Regions from separate parts of the Homo sapiens genome. Here region 2 is linked to region 1. Evidence: read pairs that join two places in POLR2A ChIA-PET (ENCODE). Cell type or tissue: GM12878. All regions are shown on one strand. Each heading gives the region's core, and the rest is flanking DNA. Links, peaks and the distances in the headings are about the cores only.

Evidence for each region. Peaks named below come from ENCODE experiments on the same cell type or tissue, not always from the same donor. Only the 100,000 strongest peaks of a DNase experiment are listed, where the experiment ranks them.
Region 2: POLR2A ChIA-PET joins it to region 1 with 5 read pairs; 2 of 35 experiments call an interaction of 5 or more read pairs at or near these places.

Annotation. Positions count from the first base shown.
Region 1 is chrX:48,019,046-48,024,437 of GRCh38, forward strand. No RefSeq gene overlaps it. Among named protein-coding and RNA genes, the nearest start is that of SPACA5, 15 kb to the left of the region's middle. RefSeq lists a silencer at 2,035-2,084. In GM12878, for the core only: no CTCF peak of the experiment used is centred there; DNase peaks (open chromatin) are centred at 2,256 and 2,386; H3K4me3 peaks cover 1,177 bases; H3K27ac peaks cover 943 bases.
Region 2 is chrX:47,934,844-47,940,235 of GRCh38, forward strand. No RefSeq gene overlaps it. Among named protein-coding and RNA genes, the nearest start is that of ZNF182, 66 kb to the right of the region's middle. In GM12878, for the core only: no CTCF peak of the experiment used is centred there; no DNase peak of the experiment used is centred there.

The sequences.
Region 1 (5,392 bases), core at 159-5,158:
TCTATGTCCTGATACTGAAATACCTTCCATCAACAAGTGTTCATTAAGTAGGGGCTATTCCAGCTATGCCAGTGAGCAGCTGTGCAAGCCCATGCAATCTGCTTATCCACTCTGGTACTCAGCTTCCTTAGCTGTAAGAGGTAGATAAAAATGGTACCTACTTCCTAAGGTCATTGTGAGAATTAAAAGTGATCATGCATATATAATGCTTAGTATGGTGTCAGGTGCAGTGTGAGCTCACTACATGTCGGCTCTTGTTGTGTCACTTTTGTTATCATTATCATTTGTATTATCATTATCATTACCACTATGACCATTATTAATACTATTCTGGGCAAATGGAATGGCAAAACAGTTTTACATAATGAGCAGATTTTAGCAAAAGGAAGACATTTACATACGTATATATTTATATGTGTATGTAAATATAAAGAGAAAGAACAAGGGGGAGAGAGAGGTGTATAGGTGGAAATTAACCAAATTCATCAGAAATTGGTTATTTGGAATGAGTGGTGATATGAGATTATAAGTGAATTCCCCCTTTCAGATTGTATATTCCTCAAGAGTTTGGATTTTTGGTGTGCCACTTCTAAATCACTTCTGTAGGAAGAGAAAAAAATGACAAAATAATATAGACTTTCTTAAAAAGGGCAGAAGGGAAAGTACTGAACATGCTTAGGGACATCATGAATTCTGAGCCTAAAAAGGAAAAGGGCAGACCTTTGGGTTGCTCAGGCTGTTCTGAAACCCCAGATGTGGAAAAACTACATATAGATCAGAAAAGAATTTGAAGGGCATGAGGTTTACTGATTCTTCCTGATGATCAAGGTCCATATATTGAGCCAGAACATAAGAGCTATTTGTGCAGACATGGCTTTGATTTCCTGAAGAGTCACATATTTTTAGTTCTGCTTTAGCAGGACACCTTTGGTTGACATGCAGACATATTTTAAGTCACAGCAGAGCAATCCTATCTCTGTATTTATCACAAGATTGCTGATAAGGGACTTGGCTGACGCATCAGAGAACTGTCTTATCAAAGAAATCTTTGCTTCTGAGGAAGTGGCTTACTTTCTCTGTATGGGTGAGATAAATAAAGCAAATGAGCTTTTTTCCCCCTCTATGTTGTGGCTTCTAGGAAGCTCAGAAAAATAACTGTAGCTCAACATAATTATGTAGAATCCTATGATCTACATATAGACATTTCAACCTGGCCTTGGTTTTGCTCTACTTCCCTATTCCATTTTATGTGTTTATATGTATCCATTTTATGGTATTAATAATAGTATAATAATAATATTAAACTCATATATAAGACTTACGTATGTGCTAGGCATTGTTGTAAACACTTATATTGACTCAATTGATCTACACAACAACCATACAAGGCAGGTATTATTATTATTATCATTAACATCATCATCCCTATTTTACAGTTAGAGAAACTAAGGCACAAAGAGGTTAAATGACGACTCTGTCCGCAGACCACCAGCCCTCTCACTTCCGTTCGATGTAAACTCTCTGCCCCGCCTCATACCCTGCTCTGATGTTAAGATCCGAATGCTTATTCAGGCAAGGTCCCCTTGTGTTTCCAAAATCAGTCACAACTTCCTCTGACAGCCACCTTTTTCCGACCTTTATCCTGCATTAATTAGGTACTGCCAGTCACTATACTTGCTCATGCGCAGTACCGTTCCCAAAGCCGTCGGTGCTAGCAGCCAAAGTTGTTCTGTGGTTTTCTTTAATTTAATGATTAAATTTTTTTAATTGTACATATTTGTAGGGTGCAGAGTGGTATTTCAATACATGCATACAATGTGTAATGATCAAATCAGGGTAATTAGCATGTGCATCACCTCAAATATTTATCATTTCTTTGCGTTGGGAATATTCAAAATCCTCTCTTCTAGGTATTTGAAAATGTACAATAAATTATTGCTAACTATAGTTATTAAGCAGTGCTATAGAACACCAAAACTTTTTTGTTCCTTAACTGCAATGATTGTACGTATTTGGCTGGCAAGAAAAATGGCCGTGCCAGTAAACCAGCTTGTCAAGGGAGCAGGCATCTTTACAGCCCTTACCATTCCGTACAGGAGAGTAATATGCCTTTTAAAGTTTGGAAAAGATAGAACTCCGAGAGGACTTTGAAAACTTGGCGATAAAAGTGGGGCCCTTTGTGCAAAGCTAGTGACGGGCAAATTATGGGCGTGTTTGGGGGGGTTTCAAGAGAACGGGTATGTAAAAATGTTGAGTTCAGGACCACAGACCCCTCCGCCGGGAGATACCACTGCGGAGACGGGGGACGCCTGAAATGGTACGGACATCCCTGGTACCTATTACCGGGGAAAAAGGATGCAGAGCCGGTGATAATACATTCCTCCACCGGTCAGTATCAGTGGGGAGATGGGGAGAACGTGTGGAGCTGGTACTCCTCTCAAGAAAATAACAGTAGGGAGATAGATACTATTAAGCTAGCGGTGGCGAAGGCTCAGGTTGGTACAGTCCGTTGTGGGAGATACCACTGGTGCAAATAGGGAGGTGTGGTACAATCTGCCCACGGAGAAAGAAACGTGAAGAAAGTGACATTGGTAAACATAGGCGCAGGGAGAGTTGGAGACATAAGCCCAGGGATAAAGGGGCCCAGGTGAGGTGGAATATTAGTCGGAGACTAGGTGAGAAGACAGATCTGATCGCGACCCCGCCAGGACTACATTCCATCCTCCTCCTGGGAAACTGTTGCAGAGAGATTTGAGAGGGCGGAGATTCCAGGGTCCCAGTCCTATGAGGCCTCCCTGAGGCCTAGGGGAATAAACAGGAGACAGACAGTGATCAGGTTCCGGACCTCAAACACTCTCCCCTATTAATCATATTCTACCAATTGATCACCTGAAAGAAAATGCACAGGTGAGCCCTTTCAGCTTATTGCAATAGGGAAAACTTTTCTTAATGAGGAACATCCCAAAGACAAGGAAAGAGACCTCGGGTTGTATAGAGGCAGGTAAGCAAAAGAGTCATCCTTGAGTCATCAATCAGGACAGATAGAGATAGGTCTTATCTCAGAATGTGTAAATACATTAGGGACTACTATAGACTGAATTGCGCCCCTTCCCCCCCCCCCCCCCCATTCATACGTTGAAGCCCAAACTGTCAATGTGATGGTATTTGAGGATGGGGCCTTTGGGAGGTAATTAAGGCTATATGAGGTCATGAGGGTGGGGCCTTGGTCTAATGGGATTAGTGCCCTTATAAAAACAGACGTCCAAGAGTTTGCTCACTCTCTCTCCATTTGCACAAAAAAGAGGTGATGTGAAAACACAGTAAGAAGGCAGTTGTCTGCAAGCCTTATGGCTTTCTTTATAGAGAACCCTCACCAGGAACCAAATCAGCTGGCCCCTTCATCTTGGACTTCTCCCAGCCTCCAGAACTATGCCAAATAAACTTCTGGTTTAACCCGTCCAGTCTGTGGCATTTTATTATGGCAGCCCAAGCAGGTAATCCAGGGACTTTTGCAGTTAGCCCTTTGCTGGAACCCCAAAGGGAGCCAGGGGCTGTGAGAATTTTGTAACCATGACTGCTTTCCAGGAGCACAGGACCCACTCAGATATAAAGTAACAGCATCACTCCCCTTCCAGCTCACTCTGCCCCTCATGGCTCCTACTCCTTCCCACTCTACCAATCATTAACATGTATTCTCTCCCACGGTGCCCCCAATTTCCCGCCATTCAGTCACACTGCCATTTTCTTTCATTCATTCTGCTTCATGGCCACCATTCACGCATCTTGTACCCCATATAAACACCTTTCTTTTTATTGTGGTAAAATACACATAACATGAAACTTACTATTTTAACTATTTTACATTGCACAATTCAGTGCCATTTAGGACATTCACAGTATTGTGCAACCATTACCACTATTTAATTCCAGGCTGTCTTCACCACCCCAAAAGGAAACCTCATCCCCATTAAACAATCATTCCCTATTCCCCTTTCCCCCCAGCCCCTGGCTACCACTTAATCTGCTTTCTGGTGCTATAGATTTGCCTATTATGGATATTTCATATAAGTAGAATCATACACTTTGTGGTCTTTTGTGTCCGGCTTCTTTAACGTGGCATAATGTCTTCAAGGTTAATCAGTAACAGTACTTCATTCCTTTCTGTGGCTGAATAATATTCCATTGTATGGATATACTATACCATATTTGGTTTATCCACTCATCAGTTGATAGATATTTGAGCTGTTTCTACCTTTTGGCTATTATGAATAGTGCTGCTATGAACATTGGTGTGTAAGTTTTTGTTTGAATACCTACCTGTTTCCCATTTTATTAAGTATATAACTAGGAGTGGAATTGCTGGATCATGTGGTATTTCTGTGTTTAACTTTTTGAGGAACCACCAAACTGTTTCCTACAGTGGCTGCACCATTTTACTTTCCAACCAGCAGTGTATTAGGGTTCCAATTTCTCCACATCCTCTCTAACACTTGTTGTTTTGTTGGTTTTTATTGTAGCCATCCTAGCAGATGTAAAGTGGTATCTAATTGTGGTTTTGATTTGAATTTCCCTGATGACTAATGACAAATCTTTTCATGAGCTTATTGGCCATGTGTATATCATGTATATCTTATTTGGAAAAATATCTATTCAAGTCTTTGCCCAGTGTTAACTGGGGATTTTTTGGTTATTAGATTGTAAGAGTTCTTTATATATTCTGGATACCCTTATCAGATTATAATTTTCCCATTCTCTGGGTTGTCTTTTCATTCTCCTGATAATGTCATTTGATACACAAAAGTTTTCATTTTTATTAAGTCCAATTATTCATTTTTTTTCTGTTACTTATGCTTTTGGTATCATATCTAAGAAACAATTGCCAAGTCCAAAGACGTGAAGATTTATTCCTTCATTTTCTTCTAGTTATTTTACAGTTTTAGTTCTTGTATTTAGGTCTTTTATCCATTTTGAGTTAACTTTTATATATGGTATGGGGTCATGGTACAACTTCATTCTTTTACATGTGGATATCTATTTTTCCAGTGCATCTGTTGAACGGACTATTCTTTCCCCATTAAATGATCTTGGCACCCTAATCAAAAATCATTTGAGCTGCATGGGTTTTTTTTTTCTGGACTTTCAATTCTATTCCATTGATCTATATGTTTATCCTGGTGCCAGCACCACACTGTTTTGATTACTGTACCTTTGCAGTAAGTTTTGAAATAGGGCAGTGTGAGTCTTCCAAATTTGTTCTTCTTTTTCAAGATTGTTTTGGCTATCCAGGGACCCTTGCAACTCCATATAAATTTTAGGATTAGCTTTCCCCTTTATGCACAAAAGGGATTTGGGATTTTGTTAGAGATTACATTGAATTTGTAGGTTGCTTTGG
Region 2 (5,392 bases), core at 251-5,250, 84 kb before region 1:
TGCTTAGAACACTGCTAATCCTTATCTTACTTTTCGAAGTCAAGAAAACTTGTCTTAAGCTAGCTACAGCCTTTAACAACTAAGTAAATTATACTCTTGTAAATAGGATTTAAAGTGTGTTTGTTTCTCTCTACCTAGTTCCTCTACAATTTGAAAACTAGTTATAAGTTTTCTTAAATTACAACAATATCGTTGTTTGCATCAGTGCAATAAGACTCTGTTTTCTTTTGTAACAGAACGCAATGGGAAAAACTGGTTGTTTTACCAAGGCTTTGACTGGAATGGTGTGCTCTCCTTTAAGGAATCAAACTTAACTTATGGAACCAATAAAGCCCTTGGAAAACTGGCCTTATATTTTGTGTACACAGTCCCTGTACAGGGTTTGTGATCTGTAGTAAGTAAAGAATGTCACTTTCTAACAGGCCAGGAACCCCAAGTTATCTTAAAACCTCAAGAGAAAAGGAATTTGCCCAACTCATAGGTATTTGATAGTACAAATCCATGGCTGGGCTCGGCTTTAAAAAGTCTTATCCCAAATTCCTTCTATGAAACAAAGTTCCATCAAAGCCAATTTAAAAGGCCTATATAGCAAATAATTATTCTTGCTGCACTGTATACAAATAATTAAGCCAAGTATAATAAAGCAAACCAGTCCTACCATAATTTGTCTTTTAATAAAATGGGAAACTGGAGAATGAAAATTATGTTTCAAAAACTGTAGCACACCTGTTGTTAAATTCTAGCCTTGCGTAATGTTTTTCAATTTTTATCATTTGCTACAGTTTAAATTATATCCTTTAGAAAAACCAACTCCTGGTTACATCACACTCAAGTCAAAGCCTGAAAAGCTAAGGAAGCAACCCCTAACAGCCCAGAGAAACATCCTAAATATCAATGTAAAGAAATAAGAAATCTTAAGCTGAAAATCCCAAAAATAAGTAACTGAGTGAGAATTACTCATCTTACTCAGTCTCACCCCTACAAATACTTTTTGTCGTTTCTCTCCTTTTAAGCCAAATATTAAAACCTTTTTAATGGAAATTATTTACTATGCCACCCTTGTGGGAATTGCTTTACTCACTCTACTATTTGCAGTAGGACTATATGCTGTAGCACCCTCAGGGTGGAATATCAGAAAATCTCAATTACTGTAGCATTTTGCTTAATTATTAGCCTCATAGCAGGAATAACAGTTACTAACAAAAAAATAACACACGGGCCTTTCCAAACATGCGGCTCTGCCTCTCATTGGGTGAGGAATGTTTCTATCTCAACCAGTTGGGCCCAGTAAAACGTGCTGCTGAAAAACTAAAAATAATAATAATAAAAGGGGGGCTAAAGAGCTAAGGAAATACCAAAACAACCAAATAAATTATTGGTTTAAAAACAAAATCACAGCATGGGTCAACCCATTCCTGGGCCCTCTCCTAATAATATGCCTAGGACTAATGTTCTTGCCCTGCCTAATTAACATTTTTCAAAGATTTTTAACTGACAGGATCACGGCCACCTCACAGGCAAGTACCCAAAAACATCTACAGATGGTGTTGCTCCAGCAGTCAATCCGAGACCAAGAAACTCTCCGCCCCACCCCTCAGCAGGAAGTAGCCAGAAAGAACACATCGCCCCTTGTCCTTTTATAACTATAGGGTCTGCAATGACAGAGCAGGAGTACTGTCATCTCAGACAAACACCGCCACTTTCAGTTCCAGCTCCCTTTCTATCCTCATGCATTTCAAGGAAATCACTTCTCTCCTAACTGCAAGCAACCAGAAAAGAGCAGACAGTAAAATACAGATAAGACAGCTCAGGCACTGAGCTGGGGCGGGCAGCGGCAGGGGCGGGCGGCGGGGGATGTCTCTTGGGTAACTGCCAAACTTCACCGTCATACAATGGGCCCCATGAAACAGTGGGTCTTAATAAGCACATTCCTTCCCCTTCAGGTGCAGTAAGATAGGGAAGCTAAAAGCAGACTCTCCGGGGGGCGGGGGGAGGGGTGCGGCGGTATGCCTGCAGCTGCAGGAAGATGTATGGGGACAGACACATAAGTCTCCCTCCCAGATAAGCACAACTAAGAGACACAAAAGCAGTCAAAGTCTCTGATAAACTCTCCTGCCCTAAATCCTTAAAAACTCTTACCCCTCTCAGGTGTATTTCTCTAAAATGAACCTGTCTTTGACTGTTGAGCCACCTTTCATGTTTCTTTCCTCTTTCTTTAATTCTTACAGTATACCCTTGTGAACACATGAATGACTGGGAGCTGTGGCTCGCTACCACTGCCCAGCATTGTGAGAGACTGTCATACCACTTTCTACTCAATGTGTCATGTTTACACCATTGTAAAATTGAAACGTTGTAAGTTGGGGGACCATCTGTAATTGAAAACAGGTGTTCAAAGAAAAACTTGTACACTTACATTCGTAGAAGCACTAGTCACAAAAACCAAAAGATAGAAACTACCCAGTGTCCATCAACCAATGAATGGATAAACAAAATGTGGTATATCTATACAATGGAATATTATTCAGTTATAAAAAGGATTGTGTCATGGATATGTGCCACGATATGGATAAACTTTAAAACTATGCTAAGTGAAAGAACCCAAACACAGAAGGCCACAGTATTTTATGATTTAATCTATATGGAATATCCAGAATAGGCAAATCTGTAGAGACAGAAAGCAGTAGTGGTTGCCAAGGGCTGAGGTGAGAGAGTGGGAAGTGATTGCTTAGTGGGTATAGAGTTTCCTTTTTGTAGTGATGAAAATATTCTGGAATTAGATAGTGATGATAGTTGCTCAAATTTGTGAATATACCAAATGAATAACCATTAAAATGGTTAGAATGGTGAATTTTATATGTATATTTGACCACAATAAAAAATGGATCATAGATCTAAATGTAAAACATAAAAGTGTAAAACTTCTAGAAGAAAACAAGGAAGAAAACCTCATGATCTTGGGTTTGCAAAGATTTCTTAGATATGACATGGAAAAGCACAATCCATTAAAATGTATTGATAAATTGGATTTTTAAATAAAAACCCTGTGCTGTATTAAAAGAAAACAAGCCAAAGACTAGGGTAAAATAATTGCAAAACATATACCTGACTCATATTAAGAATATGTAGATCAGGCATGGTGGCTCATGCCTTTAATCCCAGCGCTTTGGGAGGCCAAGGCAGGAGGATTGCTTGAGCCAGGAGTTTGAGACCAGCCTGGGCAACATAGTGAGACCTCATCTCTACAAGAATAAAAAACTAGCCAGGCATTGTGGTGCATTTCTGTAGTCGTACCTACTGGAGAGGCTGAGGCAAGCGGATCTTGAGCCCAGGAGATCAAGGATACAGTGAACTATGATTGTACCACTGCGTTCCAGCATAGGCAACACAGCAAGACCCTGTCTGAAAAAAATATGTAAAACAACTCTCAAAATGCTATAAGTAAACAACCCATAAAAATGGGCAAAAATCTTGAGCAGATGCTTTACCAAAAAATGACAAATAAGCACATGAAAATATGTTCAACATTATCTGTCATTAGGGAAATGCAAACTACAACCACAACTAAATACCCCTACACACCTCTTAGAATGGCTAAAATAAAAAAGTCTGACCATACCAAGTACTTTAAAGGATGTGGGCCAACTGGAGCTCTTATACATTACACAGTTTCATATAAAATTAATCATACCACTCAGCAATCCCATTTTTAGGTATTCCACCCAAGATAAATAAAAACTTATATACACACTAAAACCTGTGCATGAATGTTTTAAGCAGTCTTACTCACAATTGTCAACCTGGAAAGAACTCAAACGCCCTTCAACTGGTGTATCATGACTGTGGTGATGGCTCCACACATTTATCAAAACCCATAGAAATGTATACCAAAAGAAGCAGATTTGACTATATGGAAAATTTTTAGAAAGGATTTGGGGGGGAACCCAAAGTGGAACACAAACTTTAAAAAATGAACGCAACTATCTTTGGCCAGGCACAGTGGCTCGCACCTGTAATCCCAGCACTTTGGGAGGCCGAGGCAAGCGAATCACTTGAGGTCAGGGGTTCAAGACCAGGCTGGCCAACATGGTGAAACCCCATCTCTAAATACAAAAATTAGCCGGGCGTGGTGGCGCGTGCCTGTAGTCCCAGCTACTCGAGAGGCTGAGACATGAGAATTGCTAGAACCTGGGAGGCAGAAATTGGAGTGAGCCAAGATCGTGCCACTGCACTCCAGCCTGGGTGACAGAGCGAGACTCCATCTCAAAAAAAAAAAGAAAAAAGAACCCAACTATCTTATAAATTAATAACACTACACTGAAGGGGGTGGGCAGAAAAGACAGAAATACATAACTTAGGACATAGTACTTTTATTGGATACTGTAAGGGTATAGACAAAAAACATTATTCTCTAGTTAGTAAATTTGTTGTTCTCAGGGGTATGAGTTAGCAATTCTGAAAGTTCTTTATGTTAATACTAGAGTTGAACAAGTAAGTAAATATATCATAGTTAGTGAGAGCTAGATTTCTCACTGTTATAATTAAGGAAATGGGAAAGGCTGGAATGAATCCTGTGGTGTTGGATTGGAATCAGAGGTGGAGAGAGAGAGAGAGACAGAGAGAGAATGAGAATGAATATATGTGCATGCATGGGTTAATATATATACATATATTTCCAAGCTTTCAAGTTAGCTGAGAGGGTCTAGAAGCAATAATAACTCAGTACCAGTGAGCACATATAGCAGTCAGATCTTGGTTTTTAAATACCATTCTCTAATAAAAGGAACCAGGGTTCCATGAAAAAGTAGTTGAATTGGAGCACCTTCTAGTCTGAAAAGGTAATGAAGTGCTTTTTTAAAAAGATGGAGGCATATCAAAAGAGCACCATAAACTAAACTGAAAGAGCTTGCAGTGGCCAAAGCTGGAATAATTTGAGACAGAAAATAAATAATGATAGATTATAACCCATAGATTAAAATAAATATGTGTGAGTCTAAATTGTTGTAAATAAATAATTGAATAAATAAATAAATGGGGGTAAAAGGGACAACTCTTCCTTACTGAATAATTCTAATTAACAAATGTAGAAAGAGTGAGGGAAGTAGAAAATTGTTATTAGAATACTACAGTAATAATTGTTGCAGGGAAGATTGACCCATGGGTGCTAAAATTAGTGGGTAAAACCTTGATGAGAAAGTGTATTCACATAGTTTCAAAGTACCTTCCCAAGATATTTATTAATTACAAAGGAAAAAATAGTAACTTTATGGTGAAGGAACCTAGTAGATACCACTGGGTTAATCAAGTGATCTAAGTTAATATCACCAGTAAGATGATGTAGCCATTATGTGACCACTGATATAATGCACTGAGAAGGACACATTGCTTCTGT